Regions from separate parts of the Mus musculus genome. Here region 2 is linked to region 1. The links are chromatin loops, found by intact Hi-C in ENCODE. Cell type or tissue: gastrocnemius. All regions are shown on one strand. Links, peaks and the distances in the headings refer to the core of each region. The heading gives the core; the rest is flanking DNA. Region 1 overlaps Dicer1 (dicer 1, ribonuclease type III). Region 2 holds the start of Gsc (goosecoid homeobox).

Region 1 (8,329 bases), core at 150-8,149:
GATGGTCAAACATGCACCTCGGTGGGATCTTCAGGCAGCCGTACTCCAAGTCTTTCCCTGCAGAGGAGCGTGGGCCAACTGGAGAGGCACAGCTCCCTGAAAGGCTCTTTTGTTGGCTGCTTCCGTTCTCCTGAGCAGGGTCCAAGGCCTTCTCCCGGCTGGTCCTTTTGATTACTGGGAGCACCTTCAGCCCCAGCGAACAGAGGAAGAGCTGAGCAGCCCTCTCGCCGCAGCTGGTTAAGTAGCAGCCCAGCAGGGCCTCCACACAGTCCGCTATGCTCTTGTCAGCAATGCACTGCTCCGTGTGCAAGTCGTAAGAAATGGACTGCTTCCCTGTGTCGACGCCACAGTTCTCTTCTGATGGATTCCAGAAACCTACCACAAAGTCATCCTCTTCAACGGCTTTGCTAGGATCCAGATAGCACATCGCATCCCAAGAGCTGTAATCAAAATCCTCAAGGCCCGAGGCAAACGGCATACTGCCCAAGGAGGCCTTCTTGGGCATCTTCCATTCGTATGCAGAGTCGGAGGCTGAGAAGGGCGACAGAGAGATTTTCCTCACGAAGGCGCCCGAGCCCATGAGCATGCTGTCTATAAACTGGATATGCTCCTGGTCATACTCCAGGAAGTCGTCCTCATCCTCGGCCTCCTCCTTGGGGGCCCTCCACGTCAGGTCCTCCTCCTCCTCACAGGCCTCACCCAGTTTGCCATTAGCCAGCAAGCAGTCTTTTGTCTGAAACGGGGACGGGGAAGGAGGAGAGACAGAGCTGCTGTTTTTAAAAGGGTTTGAAACTCAATAAAAGCAAGGGTTATGGATAATTTCAAATGACAACCACAAATACTGAAAGGCAACTTTTAAAAATCATGGCCATTTGTTTTCAATTAACATAAAATAAGTTATTTAATCATATAAACAAAGTCAAACATGCTCTTTGAATGCTCATTTTCTAAGTTATAAAATGACCTTTATCCAGTATAAATCTGTAAGTGAAGAATTCTGAACAAGGATGAAGTTAAATTGATATCCACCATGCAGATGTCAAGTGAGCGGCCAGACTGCAAGGATAGCCGAGCCCTGCGGTGCCGAGCGGAATCTTCCATTGGCTATCAGCATTTGAATGTGGTTGCTTGACTTTCAAAACCAACAAAATGAAATTCCAGATGTAGAAAGAGCACTATCTTTACAATTAATAACATAATATAAAAGCAGACAAAATTATTTTTAAAACCCTTTATCACTAAAAACTATAGGAGGGCATTATAACAGTTTCTCTCTCTACTTCCACTTCAAATCAAAAAACATTTGCTCCAATGTAAAACTAAACTGCTTTGCTTAAAAACTAAAAACTAAACAAGCCCATTGAAAGAGGATATGAATTTGGGAAATTATTCTTTCGCCCTCTGTTCAGAGCTGTGGTACTCAGGCCAACAGGTCATAGCAGGCTGACAAAACAGAAGAAAAATTAGACTAAAATGGAACAAAACAATCCCATTTCTGTCAAAATCTTTGCTAAATCCAATTTCTTTGACAAAAGCTGTTTGTGAGTGACAACTTTAATAATGGGCTATGATTCAGCAGTGACCTCATCTTCTGCAATGCTAAGATACCACCCAATCTCTGCAATGCCATAAAGTCACACACAGCGCCACCACCCTACTTGAGGGCAAATGCAGGACTGTAAACTTCAACTTTGAATGGAACAACTTTCCAGGGAATTGTGACAAAACGCTTTCAAACTATTTTCCATGTGACTTTAAAACAAGCATACATCTCAGTTTAAACCAGACTCACAAAAGATAGAAACTCTGTATTTGCCTGAAAGAAAAATAGCTTTGAGTCTAGCCATGTAACCACATGCAATCACTAAAAAAATAAACCAAAAAAAAATATTTTTTTTTGAAAAATAAAAAACACTAAACATCAACAGGGGCCCAAGGGATGGCTCAGAGATTAAGAATACTGGCTGCTCTTGGCAGGCGATCTGGGTTCAGTTCCCAGCACCAACATGGCAGTTTATAACCAACTCTAATGAGGGTTGCAGGTGATCCAACTCCCTCTTCTGGCCTCTACAGGCACCAGTATCTACAAGGTGAATAGACACCTTGTACAGACCAAGTACCCAGCTATCAGCAAACCTCAAGAAACTATCCCATTTTTCCAAGATAACATGAAAGACTTTAACTAATGTCTGTTTCTGTTTGTTTTGTTTGAGACAGGATCTAACTGTGTAGCCTTGGGTGGCCTGGAACTCACTATGTAAAACCAGGTTGGCCTTGAACTCTGAGACCCACCTACCTCTGTATCCCAAGTGATGGGAAAAGCATGTGCCACCACATCAGCTTTATTATTTAGGTCTTAAGACAAGATGGGCCAACTTGACATTATTTAGCCTGAGGTTGTAAACTGCAGAGTTCCTGCATAAATCATGCCCTGTAACATGGTGCTGTCACCCAGTGATCCTGCGCTGTCTTCTACATCCCTGGCACTGTGCAGACTCTTCATTTTCACAAGGAGTTATACTTCAAAGATGCTCTCCAAAACACAAAAGGCATTTGAAAAGTGTGTGTGTGTGTGTGTGTGTGTGTGTGTGTGTGTGTGTATCTCTTGATAGTACAGTCTACTGTTCTCACTCTCTCTCCTAGGAGGCATTCAGAGACTGAGCTGTGACCCAGGGGCAGAAGGAACTGGAAGGACCTTGCGTCCATAACCACTCCGACTCTGGGACTCCCTAGTGATTATGTGTACGGCACCAGATGAAAGTCTGAGAGTGTGTGCTAGGAACGAAGGACTGAGTCAGCAGAAAAGGACAGAAAACACAAGTCCACGCTGTAACATGTAACGCAGGAATGCCCTGGCATGTCACTGCTACCTAAAGGATCAAATATTAGACAGAAGAGGAGGCCTGCTGGCCTGTTTTTAGTAAAAATGAAGTACTTTTTCTAAGGTTCAAATTCTTCACTTTTCTAAGTGTGTGTGAGTGTGTGCATCATGTATTCGAGAGTGTGTGTATGTGTGTGTGTTATAAATTAATAGCAAATGCCATCCTCAGACTTAATTTGCATTAAAATGCTCTTAATGTTTTCCAGCTAAGTTGCATTTCTGTGATAAGTCAAATCCTACGTGAGTTATAAATAAACTCAGCAAGCAGGCCTACATCAGAGCAGGCCTCAGAGACCCACCACCTACAGACACTTAGGACTCATTGAGACAGAAATGTCAGAAACAAGGCATGGGAAGATACTAGTCACAAACCTGTAACAGAAACGGCATTATCATTAAAGCCTGAAGTAAAAATGAAATAATGCGAGCCCATTTGTCATCAATACAAAATAAATCTGGCAAGCGAGACGCCTGAACAGATGAGAACTTCAAAGAAGTACAAGACAACTGACCCCCAGCCACAAGCTGGGAGTCCAGGCCTCCGGGCTGCCCCCTGGTGGCTTGAGGACAAGACAAAGGAAGCTGTAGCTACTAAAGAGAATTCTCCAGTCTGTGGCCCGGTTTAAAGTCTTTATAGTAGTACACTGCAACCTTCCCATACAGCGGCGGCGAGCTGTCGTCAGGTTGGCAAGAGGAAATAGTTCCAAGCTAGCACTGCCCAAGCTAGTCTGTGCTGAACTGAATTCTTCCAGACACAGCCTGGAGATCACAGGTCACTGCAGAGTCACTCCAGCAAATGGCTAAGGCTACACTGTAACATGAGAGGGAAGGAATCTGAGAGGGCTCTGATTTTATTTCTAAGTGGAAACATAACAGAAGTTTATGCCTCTGGAATGGGGAGGGGAGGTAAGAGAAATCACACTGCACCAAAACCAACACTATTTCTGAAGTCACAGACGGCCTGCCAACACATGAAATATCTACTACATGGCAAACGTACAGCAGAAAGAAAACAACAAAAAACAACATTCTTCAGTCAACACAAACAAAAAGCTCCATGCTGAGAGCTTACCATTTCATCCTTTTCCCACTTCTCTGAGTTACTTTTGTCTTGGTTTACCACATAACCAGGAGGAAGCCAATTCACAGGAGGATCGAATATCGACACCACCATGCGGCTGGGCAGTCCCTTCTTCTTGCCAAGGCGATACAGGTTACAGTTGCTGACCTTCGGCAGAAAAGAGTCACAAACACTTACCCATACATGGCCATGGCTGGGAGATACAGTGTGCCAATACATTTTTGCCAGTGTTTTTGTATTGCACGATGGTCAGCAGTTATAAGGACTACACAGTTAAAATAACAACTCTAGATTTCCAAGTACTAGACAGCCTTCCACGTCAAATATTTGATCCAAAATGGAATCCACAAAAACCTAATGTATATAAACTCCTCTCCTCATAAATAAGTCAAAGAAAGAGTTCAATTTCAAAGTTTTAAATCACAGACTGACAATATGAAATTCAAGATGACAAGTGAGGCTGGGAGCAGTTGTCAAGACCATGGAACTCAAGATGTCATGATATTCTCAGTGAGAAAAGGGATGAATATGTTGTAAGGTGAGAACCATCACCATACAAAACAATTGTTATCTCTTGAGTCTAAGCATCAATAATGTGACACCAACCCTCTCACTCTCAAATATTGCTCTTTGTGTGGTGGATAGCATTCAGCACTGGAGTAAAAGGTGCTAAAGAACAGCTGCTGCGCAGGACACCACCTAGGTGGCTTTACTATCCTCCTTCCAGTCCTTTTGCCTTTCCTAATGGCTCTACCATGACCCTAATTTACTTAAAACCTGACATTTCTGTCTAGTTCTCACTTGGAGACTAGCAGCTATCACCATTAATCTCATTCCCTGTTTCTAAAACCTTACTGGAATACTTCAGGAGCCCTTTCCATGTAACTCAGATGCTACTTAGCCAGCATCTGGTACCCACAATCAGCACTGGCCACAGTCTGGTAGAAAGCGTGCAAAGAGACAGAGAAACGGTCCTTGCAATGTAGCAGGCTGTGTTTGAAACTACCACGAGTCAACACACCTCTCAGCTGTCTACCATGGAACCAATATACATAAATGTTGGTTTCCTTTTCCATGACATGTGAGAGCATCCCAAGAGGAAGACAGCAATAGGAGGAAAATATTCTAAGTCAAGAGAAAAGCTCAGTGGAACAGAAAGGCTACAACTAAGGACTTGTTGTGAGGCACAATTCCAGCAGCAGTTGGCAATGAGGACAATCCCAGGGAGGGCTAGCTTGAGCAAAGACACAGGGAAGGTTAGCTTGAAGCAAAGACACAGGCTGTCCAGAGAGCATGGAGCTTGTGTTAAGACTGGCAAGCTGGAGTTCAGGCAGGGTCTGTCTGGAAGAAGATGCTGAACCCACCTGATACCAGGCAGAGGAAACAATAAATATTTCTGCAGGAAATGAAGTGAAAAGGGTCTGAACAGACGAATGGATGAAATTTTGAGATGTTAAAGTAGTATCTTTCCTGCTTAATAGGGTCTGGTATTCTTATTTCACATGTCTCCACTGACTGATCTTCGTCTAGTAAGCAGCCCTGACAGCCTCCTCAATGTCTTCCTCCTAACCTTGCTGCCGCCACTACCCACCATGTCCACGATGTCACAGTTGTCGTGGCCTGTCTTAAGAACACTGGGAAGGCAGCCAGCAGGTGAGGCCTCTAGTCTCAGACATACTCCCCTAAATACCTGGGACTAGTGAACGACCTGGGACTAGTGAACAACCCGGTACAAGCTAATCCCACTGTCTGGGCATCAGTTTTTTCATCTGCAAAATGGTTCCTCATTTGCACAAAGGTTTATTTTAAACTGCACTTTTCCCAGTAAGAGAAGGTCAGCCCGAAGCCTGGCTGTACCACTGGTGCCCTCACGTCACTACTGGGCAATGCCTCCATGGGCTTCACTGGCCCTAATGAACTCGAATGAGTAGCAGCTGCACCGACTCACGGAGAATTCCCCATGGGTAACTTGGCCTGTTTTCAGGCACACTGAAGAAGCAACAGCCCAGAACGAGAATCGTGCCTTACCTTTTTGCTTCTCATATATGAAAGGCGGCCTTCATGAGCATCAGGGTACGTGCAAAACAGATATGTGGTGATAGCATGCTTTAAAAAGGAGTCGCCAAGCATCTCAAGCCGCTCCAGGTTAAACCCATCACTGGCATTTGACAGTGTCAAAGCCTGGAGAATCAGTCCCGGATTGGGGCCAAGAGTCCTTGAGGAGTACCCAACAGAAGGGCTCTGCTCAGAGTCCATCCTGTCCTTGAGTGCTTTAACAGCATTCATCATGGCAGGCATCGTGGACACCGCGGGGCTTCCATCTGAGGTAGATGTGTTAGCGTTCCCATCAAGGTACGTATTACTCAGTAGAGGACATTCATTGCTGGGCTTGGGCTGGTTCTCATAATTGTACAAATTCTGAATGGGATATGAGGTAGTTGGTTGTACAGGTATTTCCTGCTTGAAGTAATTCAGCTGATTTCCTTGGCAAAAGTCTCTGTTAACTAAATCATAACTGCCATTGGCAAGGTTTTTATTGTAAGAAAGACCATTAATTGCTGTAAGATCCGTTGAAACCTCACTTTGGAGCTTAGCAGGTGACTCAGCGGGCAACCTTTTGCAGTTCACAGACATTTGGTCATGGTTTTCTAAGGAGGGTCTAGTAGCACCTTGATGTGCAGCATGTTCAGGGACTACAGTTGTGCTGTGCTTACAGTAATTATCACTCTCAGCCAACGAGGAGTTACAGCTTGAGATGAAAGACTTGCTATCAATAGATTTTTTCCACCCGAAGTCTAAGTTAGGGTATCTGCAAAGACATTTTTATAACTTTCTTTCAACCCTCCAAAGGGTAAGCTCAGAAAAGCAACACTTTGAGTTAAAAGCAAACAAAGCAAGCAACTCTAAAAGTCATCCTAAGAAGAAAACGCACTTCCAAGCTTACCTGGCCCTGCCTGGGACTCTGCACACAGTCGGTTCTAATGCAGAACAGCTTACTGCTTTGACTTCTGTTTATGGTGGCAAAGCAGAGCTGACTGAGAGGACCCAACGTGGAGGTCCTGCAGTGGCTACTGGCTTAGTGGGCTCACCTCCTGAACCAAGTGAGCAGCTTCTTGCAACTTACAAACTTTCTCTGTGCCTCAATTTCTGCTCTTGGAGATGAGATCAATACATCCTATGTCAGCATAGAGCACAGAGCATGTTGTTTAAGCCTGTGTTGCAGACTGTATCAAGTACTCAGGTAGGATAACTGGGACTATTGCTCACATTACTATGTTAAGATGCTTTCAACCTCTACAACTATCTATATGACCAAACTTAATTACGACAAAGATTTCTTTGGTATACAGACGTTCACTAACAGGAAAAAAAAGTGACCAGAATAAGAAGGAGCGGAGGCTGCTGCTGCTAACATGAGGTTAGTTTTGAGAAGAACTATATCCATTCTCACCCCTATTCCAGCATCACTGCTACAGGAGCAATGATCCGGTCTCAGGGGGCTTGCTGCTCTCTAACTTGACAAGATCTCAATGGTCTAGTCTGCTACTTCAGGGATAAACAGTACAGTTTCTTTTCATGTGTTAAATGGGCACATGGTCCTTGTCATCTTTTAGAAACTATAGGAAAAATACAACTTTAACTTAATTCCATTTTGTTGCAAATCAAATTTCTGGCCAGCAACACAGGCATACCTAAAATCCACGGGAAGTGATCTGACACCCACACCAGCATCGCTGGCTGTCTGAGCTCTTAGTTCCTCTGCAGTCAGAAGGCAGTGAAGGCGATACAGTATGCTGGGGAGACAAACCGCTTTTCTCCACAGTGATGCTGGGATTGGATGTATAGCACAGAGTTCCGGAACCAGGATCTTTGAGTAAGAAAAGCACAGGCTGGTAAGTATAAAGCAAAGCAAATCATAATATAAAGACCAACTTCACTAAGGGACCATGGTGAAAATCGTAAGTGCTAGCAACACTTAACTTCTAAAACTAATCCTTTATACCTAAATGGGATTTATGAAGGTGATTCCCAATGCACCAGTGGCCAGGAAAACCCAAGTTTTACCAACAAGGATGTTCAAAGTAAACTCAATACCCATGGCGACCTTCCTAAACTCACAGGTCATTGCTATACTGATAATGTTGAAACTTCAAATTAGGTCATGCTTGAGCAGGCTGTACATATTGAAAAACGGGGACATGAATTTGAAAAAGAGTAAGGAGGGCTACACGGCAGTGCTTGCAGGGAAGAAAGAAGAGAAAAATGATGTCATCATATTATAATAACCTCAAAACTTAAAAGAAGCAATGTAAAACCCTTAGTCCCGTGACTAGCACCTCATTACCTGTTTGTTCTGCAGACTTTCC
Region 2 (8,329 bases), core at 102-8,101, 230 kb before region 1:
CCCACACCTTACCCACATACATGCACTACTTTCCAACACTGTGATTCAAAGTTCCACTAAAGCAGGCCCCAGTGCTCGCACGCGCGCTCTCTCTCTCTCTCTCTCTCTCTCTCTCTCTCTCTCTCTCTCTCTCCCTCCCTCTCTCTCTGTCTGCCCTGTGACCCCATCTGGTCCTTCCTGACACTGACAGCCAGCTACAACAGAGGTTTGAGCCCTACAGCTGCCTGGGGCATGCAGAAGGGAGGGCAGACTATAATTAGGCCAACCTCCCTGACTTTTCCCTCTTTACTCCAGACGTTTATCATACTTATTTCCTGTGAGCTGGGCCAGTGCTACAGCACTTCACAGGGAACTCCAGGCCTGGAAACTGGGAAGGGGGCGGGGCGGGGTCTCTCACCACCTCGGATCTGCCCTAAGCCAAGCAAGGGATAGCTGACTCCAGGTTCTTCATTCACATACCTCCAATGTCCTAGCAACTTCTCACCAGGTGTTCTTGAGAGGAGAGAACCCCTTGATTTTCCCTCCCAGTATCTCTAGCCAGATATCTCTTCCCAGACCAGAAAAAAAAATGAAAATTCTGTTTAAAAAGACTCCCTTGCATAGCGAGCTGGAGGGCAGGTCAGATGCAAGGGGACATGGAGGTGTGTTATAAATGAGAGAGCAGCTCGAGAGCAGATCTCTGGAAAGAATGTTACACAGATGCCCCCTCAGGCTCCTCACTATCCAACAGCACCCCCAACTGTTACCAAGTGGGGTGCCCAGCAGCCCATGCTCTCTCACCCTGGAAGTCTGGCATCTAAAGAGAGGTATATTAAAAAGACACATCTAGAATTGTCCAGCTTCTTAGAATGCTTTTCACAGAAACTGTGATGTTCGGAACTCATTCCAGTTACGGCCAAGATTCACTTGAGTAAAACCACCGTGCCCTTGACTTCTTATGTGCTGCGTGATGTAAAAATATTTAACCTTTCAGAAAGGTCTTCCCTTAAAAAATGCTGACAGTCTGCCCCATCATAGAGTTCTCGGAGGATGAAGGAACAAGGGGAGCAAGTTCTGAAATATTAGTCCCATGCTATTATTATTATTATTATTATTATTATTATTATCATTATTTAGCCACATAATGTATTTTGTTATGCCAGATGCCACTCTGAATTAGCACCCAGAAACATTCACAGCCCGGGAAAGCAGACCCCATATGCCTGTGCCTACTCTACAGCTCTGGAGGCCAGCATCAGAGACAGCTCAAACTGTAGGGGAGGATAGGATGAAGGACAGAGCTCTTCTTCTGTAGGCAGAGCTGTCCTCTGAGCCCTTTCTGTTTTGCATAAAGCATTTAAGTAAGGATGTTTATTTTAAAAGCAGGACCTGGAGCTGGTAGTGGCCTGGGATCCCAGCAGAGGAGGTAAAGGCAGGGAGTTCTGGAGTCCAAGGCCAGCCTGAGATCCCAGATTAAAGAAAAAGAGCTATATTAGGTATTATTACATATGTTATGTCAGTCCTGGGCTTAGTCACATTGGCCTGATAATCCTACAAACTGTGAGGGGGAAAAAAAAGCATTCCCTATAAATCAACCTGGTTTCTCCCTGCACTGTTTCTAGCCACAGTGTCCATCCCTGAGTAGGTCTTGCTCCAAATATTCAATGGAACAAGGGAGAGCAAGCACCCCCCCCCCATTCTATAGCTAAGGAGTGAGCCCCAGGCTTTGGCTTCCTCCTAGATAAACACACTTAAGGTAAAACTAATTAAAAATTTAACATATTAAAGCCATTTCGTCACAGATGGCAGCCAGAGAGACCTCGGCTGCTCCAGAGAGAAAAGTAAATTTGCCACCAGCAGTAGATAGATAGGGAGTGCTCCTTCCTTCAGGGGTGCTCCTTCCTTCAGCGGTGGATGGTATCTGGTGTTGGGGGCAGATAGCCCTCACTGGAAGAGTCTACCATCTCCAAGGGACTCACTCCTCTGGTCGGTAGTTCTACAATGCTCTTAGAACAAGAGACCCACTAGGCCCTTTCCAACCTTTAACAAGCTAGCTGGAAAACTGAGAGGACCACATTAGTGGGCAGAAAAGTAAGTCCCCGCACACAGTTCTCAGTGGAGCTCCCTTAGGGTGTAAGCACCAGATCTGTGTCCTGGAAACAAACGCTCTAGGCTCAAAGGGAGCAAGAGACAGCTCCCCGCGGAGGTGGCAGCCAGAAAGAAAGCACCAACAACCAGGAGAGCTACTCTTTTTGGAACAGAAATTCAATTCTGGGTGGCCTTGAGTCTAGGGTGATTTCGAAAGCAGAGGTCCCCGAGTGGGTGGCTGAGAAGGGGCTCTGAGGAAGCTTCAAGGAACTAAGGAATGATAGAAAAGGTGAAGCTTTCAAAAGCCCGGCCTGCACTCCCCACCCCTTCCCGAAGACCCAGGATACCCAGCGCAACCCAGTCCTACCTCCCAACCCCTACTCTGCTGCTTTTAATTGCCTTCTGCATCGCAACTAAACAGATTTCTTTCCTAGGCCTCAACTGATGGCACGAGGGTAGGAAATACAACATGGCTGGTCTACATTGCCATCACTTTATTGTATTGTCACCGTTAACTTAACTATAAATACTACGGTGGGGGACGAGGCTCACGCAGGCAGCCCGGGACAGTGGGGCTGCGGTCCCCACGCGCCTGTCCCCAGCAGTCCTGGGCCTGTACATTATTTACAGCTAGCTCCTCGTTGCTTTCTCGACCCCCTCCCGCAAGGCAGGGTGTGTGCAAGTAGCATCGACTGTCTGTGCAAGTCCTTGCGTCAGGCAAGCGCCCCGGCCGGCCCGCGGCCGCGGCCGTCAGCTGTCCGAGTCCAAATCGCTTTTACCTTCCTCTTCCCTCTTCTCCGGCGAGGCTTTTGAGGACGTCTTGTTCCACTTCTCGGCGTTTTCTGACTCCTCCGAGGAGGATCGCTTCTGTCGTCTCCACTTGGCTCGGCGGTTCTTAAACCAGACCTGTTGCGCAACCAAACAGTGGTGACCTAAAGGCTGCTGCCCACCGACACCAGGGCACCGGGTGGCCCCGCGTGGCCAGGGGACAGCCTGACCGTGGAACCTTAGCCTGGCAGGGAGAAATCCGCAGGCAATCGCTGTGCTCAAGACCAACAAAAGGAGAAGCACCCTCCACGCTTCCTCTTTTCCTTCTTGGGCCTAAAGTACCCTCGGGCAGCCTCCAGGCCACAGCCTCTGGGATGCTCTTAGAGTGGCCACATCCCAAAGGAGGACCCGGCAAAAGCCGCGTGCAGGGAAGGACCGCTAGACGCCCCCACCCCAGCCCACCCCCGCTGGGGCTCTTGCCTACCTCCACCTTCTCCTCCCGAAGGTGCACCTTCCTGGCCAGCTGCTCCCGAGTGCCCACGTCTGGGTACTTCGTCTCCTGGAAGAGGTTCTCCAGGGCTTCGAGCTGCTCATCGGTGAAGATGGTGCGGTGCCGCCGCTTCCGCCGACAGTGCAGCTGGTTGAGCAGCTGCAGCTCAGTGCGCGACAGCGTGCCCACGTTCATGTAGGGCAGCATCTGGTGCGGCACCGGAGACACCAGTACAGAACCGGGGCCCTCGTAGCCTGCGACAGAGAGAGGGACGGGAGTCAGTCATCCTCCCTCGGCACCGTAAGCCAACCCGCTCGCTGCCCTCGCTCACTTAAAAATAAAAAAAGTCTGCAAGGGGCGCTATGTCTTTGGGGGGCACCGAGACCAGGGATGCCCAGACGTGGAAGGAGCGTCTGCCTGCACACATCCAAAAGCCAGTTCAGGCACTTTAGAATCTCCCCGCGTCCTCACTTCATTCCCGCGCGCGCGTGGAGTCGCCCCGAGACTCCCGGTGACTCGGCTTTTTAAACTCTAACCTAAAGTTTACAGTAGACGTATGCAAAGTCCCCGTACCCGGTGACCCAAAAATATATTAATTAATTAAAAGTAAAAGATAAATAAATAAATGGGAGAACGGGGAAGGCTTGCAAAGGGAGAAAGTTGGTGCCAGGTGAGTAAAGCAAGCAAACCGCGCGTCCATGCCCCGGCAGCCACCGACTGCCGCAGTGGCGAAGGCCGGCTCGCGAGCGATCGCGACCCTACCTGGGGGCGTCGGGACGCAGGAGCACTGCTGGGCGCCCAGCGGCGGCACAGCCCCGCAGCAAGCCGGGCCCACGGGCGCCGCCTGCACGTGCAGCTGCCCGTAGAAGTAGCTGTTGTAGCCCAGGCGGGAGCTGCCGACCGCGGCCGGGAGGCCCGCGCCTCCGGGGGCCACAGGGCGCGGGTAGAAGGCGCCGTAGTCCGAGGAGGTGCCGCCGCCGGCGCCGTAGAGCGAGTCCCCGTGTAGAGCCGGGAAGACCACCGGAGCCGCGGCGCTGGGCGCCACCGGGAGCACCGCGTCTTTGCAGCGCGGCCGGGCGGCCAGGATGTTGTCGATGCTGAACATGCTGGCGGGCATCCCCGAGCCCCGCGTCGGGACCGGGGGGCGGCGGGGACGCGCCGAAGAAGAAGAAGTCTCCAAGTGGTGTTGTTTGGGGTGGGGGTTGGGAATTGTCCCACTCTCTGCTCCCGCGGGCGAGCAAACCGAAAGAGAGCGCGGGCGAGCGCGCAACTCGCGCCCCTCCCCGCCCCCTGCGTCCGAACTCCCTCCTCCCGCCCTCTCCTCCCCTCGCCGCCGCCTAGCTGAACTCAACCCGCGGGTAGGACGCAGCTCCGACCGGCTCAACCTCTTGTTGGTTTTATACTGAGTCGACGTCATCCTGGATTTAGTTCCTGGTAATATGCAGATGACAAACAGAACCAGATTTGGTCCTTTTCTTTTCCTTTGGGTGGTGTGGAATGGGGAGGTGGGGGTGGGCGGGGGGCGCTTGCAGGGGAGGGGGAGAGATGCCAAGAGGAGGGGGGCCACAGGGCCTGAAAAAGATTGTGGATTGAGAATTAATGAAATTAACCTAATCTTTTCCATTCGGCAGCCCCGGCGCGGCCCCGGCCTTGCTGGGCGGGCGGCCTAATTGCCCAGGTTAATCTTATTAATACTATTGTCCTGCCGCCGTTAACAACTCCGCCGCCGACCTCTCCGCCCCGACCCTTTTCTCTCTATTATGGGGTGCGATTTCCTATGGTTGTAGCTCAAATTCATTGTGGCTAATTTTACTTTAGGACTACTTTTTACTCTCTTTCGGAATCTGTTTGCTTTTAAGAAATGAGGGTGGCTGTGTCCTCCCTCAACTAAGACTGAAAGTGCCCCCCCCCCGCAGCCAACCCCCTACCCCGTGAACTCACTGCCTAATTTCACTTCTCCACCCCCCCCTCCGTCTCTTTCCCAAAATCTTTTGTTTTTGCGAAAGCCAAATTTTCTCAGAGCAAAAACCATGAAAGTAGAAACGCGTCCGCCTTCGTACAAGTTGTCTTTTTTCTTCTTCTTCTTCTTAAAGCGGTCACTCTGGGTCTGAAAACTACCCTGACTCTCCCTAGCTCCTAACACACCAGTGAAGAGCAAATTCAGCCAGTCTTTAAAATTCACCACCCAGAGGAGCGCTCTGAAGCGATGCTTCCAGAGGCTTCCCGCGTGGGTGCCGATAGGTTCTGTGTATTTTTGATTATTAGTCTGGGAGAAGGGGTGCCTTCCCCCCCCCCAAAAAAAATTTTTTTGGCTTTAATTCTCGTGGGATCTACCGGGACTGCCTGTCTCCTTTCTCAACATATTGAGTGGCGTCCCTCTCTCAATCAGCGAGCTCTCCGAAAGGCCTCTAGCTGTCCTTCCAGGCCCGCGCTGGCCTCCGGGGGACCCCAGCGGCCTGGACAAAAGTCGGGCCACTGCGGGCGGCCGTGATGATTTGCGGGATTCTCCGTGAGGCACGGCCGAACCGCGGGAGGCGCAGCCAGCCTAGATCTGCGCGCTGGCGGCTGGGCGACCTGCGGGAAGGTAGGCGACCCTCTGGGCAGAACGAAAACAGAGGCCCAAAGTCGTGCGTCCCGGTGCCAGCCCGGGAATTGCACCGCCATCGCGCAGGCCACTCTCCAGCTACTCCAGGAGAGACCTGGGTAGAGGACTTCCATACCATTTGTGGAGATTCCTCTCTCACTGATAAGTCTGAGATAACTTCAACGCTGTCTAAAGCCGTACAATAAATGCTAAGTCCTCCCTGGCACTGGAGGAGATCCTGGGACCTCTCCTTATTGCTCTTCCTGGGTTAGAGAATCATTGCGGTAAGTTTGGTCCCGCCTGGGCGCAGAACTAGGCAGTGCGTGGGAGCAGCCACCCGGAACTTAGGAAAGCGTGTACCTCCGTGCCCTCCAGCCCACCCACGCATGGCCTAGGACACTTGATTTGCTTACGTTGCAAATTGGGGGTGGTGGTAAGGATTGGATAGAGACCGGCTTCAGTTGGGGAGGTGACAGTTTCTTGTTTTTGTTTTAAGAGAAACAAAGTCTTCTCGGGAACGCTTCAGAAAGGCCAAGCCCACCTAGAGAAGTGACCTTTTTCCATTACAATGACTTTACTGTCACCAGGTTCCAGGACACACCTGCTGCCCTCCAACATTTTCCCACGTTCGGTTCTAAAGGGAGATAAATTGATTGACAAGAACTGGAGGCTGCAGTGACTTCGCTGTGTTCGTTTGTGTTGGTGGTTGTGAGTGGATAAGGCGCATGCAGGGGCAGGTCTCTTATATGACCTTTACAGGGGTACAGGCAGAAACAGGAGAGCCTGGGGTAGATTCCTGAACCCCTGAAACTTCTGAAAGGGGACTCAGATCCAGACCCGACAGGTACTCAGCCTCAGATTTGAAAGAGCAGTGGAATTTTGAAAAGAATAAAACAAACCCACGCCCACCCATTCATGTCTCTTTCAGCTTGGTACTTAGTGATCAGTTTTAACAAGTCCGGGATTTCGCTGCAGGGCTCGATTTCCCGAAGCCCTGTAGCTATATCAGTGACCCTAGAAGGAAGAGGCTGTTCACCTGTAGTCAAGGGTGCCAGGGTTCAAGACCTAACATTGCCACCTGGCAAACTACCCCTCCTTTGGAGGCCTCAGGATTTTAAATAATCTAACCAAATCCGAGATTAATTGAATCCCTTAAAACCTTAGTATTTAATGAGTTTTTTTCTTTTCTTTTCACTGGGACAAAGGAGTGTGTTGGCCCCACCCCTGCCCAAAGGCAAAAGCAGGGTCTCTTCAGCTGGGTTCAAGATAAAGAAAAATCACTTGGCTCTTTTCCTTGAAAACAAGACTTTCCCAGAAAGAAGCTCCCGGACCCAAGCCTCACAACTACATGGGTTTAACCGCTACACTCCGGGAGAGCTCACCCGTGGCGTGGCTGAGCCTTCCTGGTACAATTGTCCCCTCAGCCCAAGGTTGTTCTACTTTGTCGGCTGGGAGGCGGACTCCGTGAAGGAAGTCAGGGGCCCAGCTCCCTCGCTGTGCTTTCTCTGAGGAAACCCTACAAGTGTCCCCAACGCACTAGGAACAATCCAGAATGGCCGGGCGCAATTGAAATAACAAATGCGAGGCACGCAAATTGTCCCCCTCCAGTTGCTAAGCGATTGTTTGTCGCCCCGCATGCCCAGCTCAGCATGGGAGAACCAGCGAGTCCGGAGGCAGCCAGCGAGGCTTCGGTGAGAAATAAGTAAACACGCAGTTGATTTTCTCTATTATCACACAAACACGATTTCACACAAAGCAATCACCACGCAGAAGTCTATGAAAATGTGTTTGTTGGGGGACTCACTTGTCCCAGTAATAGCCCTCATTTTTAAGCTATTAAAGACCAGATCAGTGGATTCCACGTGCATAAGGTATATCTGCTGTTTGGGGTCTTTTGAAGACTCTGGTACCATCATCATCTCCGAATTGATTCGGAGTGTTGAATTCAATTGCTTTTCTAATTTAAAACCTAGAGCCCAAGTTTGGAGTGCTCATCTGGCTATCTTTCAGAGGGCTGTCTCCCCATTATCCTTATATCCCAGCCTCATCGCTTTTCTCTTCCCTTGGGGATGGGGGTGGGGTGGGGGCGGGGGACGGGTCAGAGGCCCCAACTCCTCAGGGTTTATTTCTTAAACACTCAATTTCTGGCCTGTACATGGAGCAATTTCTAATTAGACATTTTAGGTAGGGTTTTTAGGTACGTGGTTTAGGTAGGAGTTTTTTGAGCTATGTGCAAAAAAAAAAAAAAAAAAAAAAAAAGCTGATGCGTCCTTTTCAGAAGTATGTGAGATACTGTAAGAGAGACATAGGAATTAGGAAAAATAGACGAACCCTCACGGGAACCAGAGCGTACTGAGACCTCCTACGGTTTTAACCAAGCAAATTGGTTTTGCTGTTTGCATTTTGGCTTTTTTTTTTTT

What was found. A loop is a pair of places that touch in the nucleus more often than their neighbours do. Peaks named below come from ENCODE experiments on the same cell type or tissue, not always from the same donor. Only the 100,000 strongest peaks of a DNase experiment are listed, where the experiment ranks them.
Region 2: it touches region 1 in a loop (2.1-fold over the local background); 3 of 42 quality-filtered maps call a loop at or near these places.

The regions. Positions count from the first base shown.
Region 1 is chr12:104,696,412-104,704,740 of GRCm38, forward strand. Dicer1 (dicer 1, ribonuclease type III) reads right to left here. Exons shown (of 27, transcript NM_148948.2): 19 at 8,308-8,329; 20 at 7,655-7,830; 21 at 5,991-6,771; 22 at 3,954-4,109; 23 at 1-733. Among named protein-coding and RNA genes, the nearest start is that of Gm31573, 38 kb to the left of the region's middle. In gastrocnemius, for the core only: a CTCF peak has its summit at 3,440 (motif pointing left); DNase peaks (open chromatin) are centred at 3,433, 5,912 and 6,199; H3K4me3 peaks cover 930 bases; H3K27ac peaks cover 2,719 bases.
Region 2 is chr12:104,468,674-104,477,002 of GRCm38, forward strand. Gsc (goosecoid homeobox) reads right to left here and starts at 4,563. Exons shown (of 3, transcript NM_010351.1): 1 at 4,088-4,563; 2 at 3,320-3,579; 3 at 2,536-2,973. The coding sequence starts at 4,442. The coding sequence ends at 2,818. It overlaps Gm10000 (a long non-coding RNA gene), which reads left to right and starts at 4,857. Exons shown (of 6, transcript XR_381874.2): 1 at 4,857-5,909. In gastrocnemius, for the core only: no CTCF peak of the experiment used is centred there; DNase peaks (open chromatin) are centred at 3,445, 4,400, 4,582, 4,939 and 2 more places; H3K4me3 peaks cover 3,492 bases; H3K27ac peaks cover 733 bases.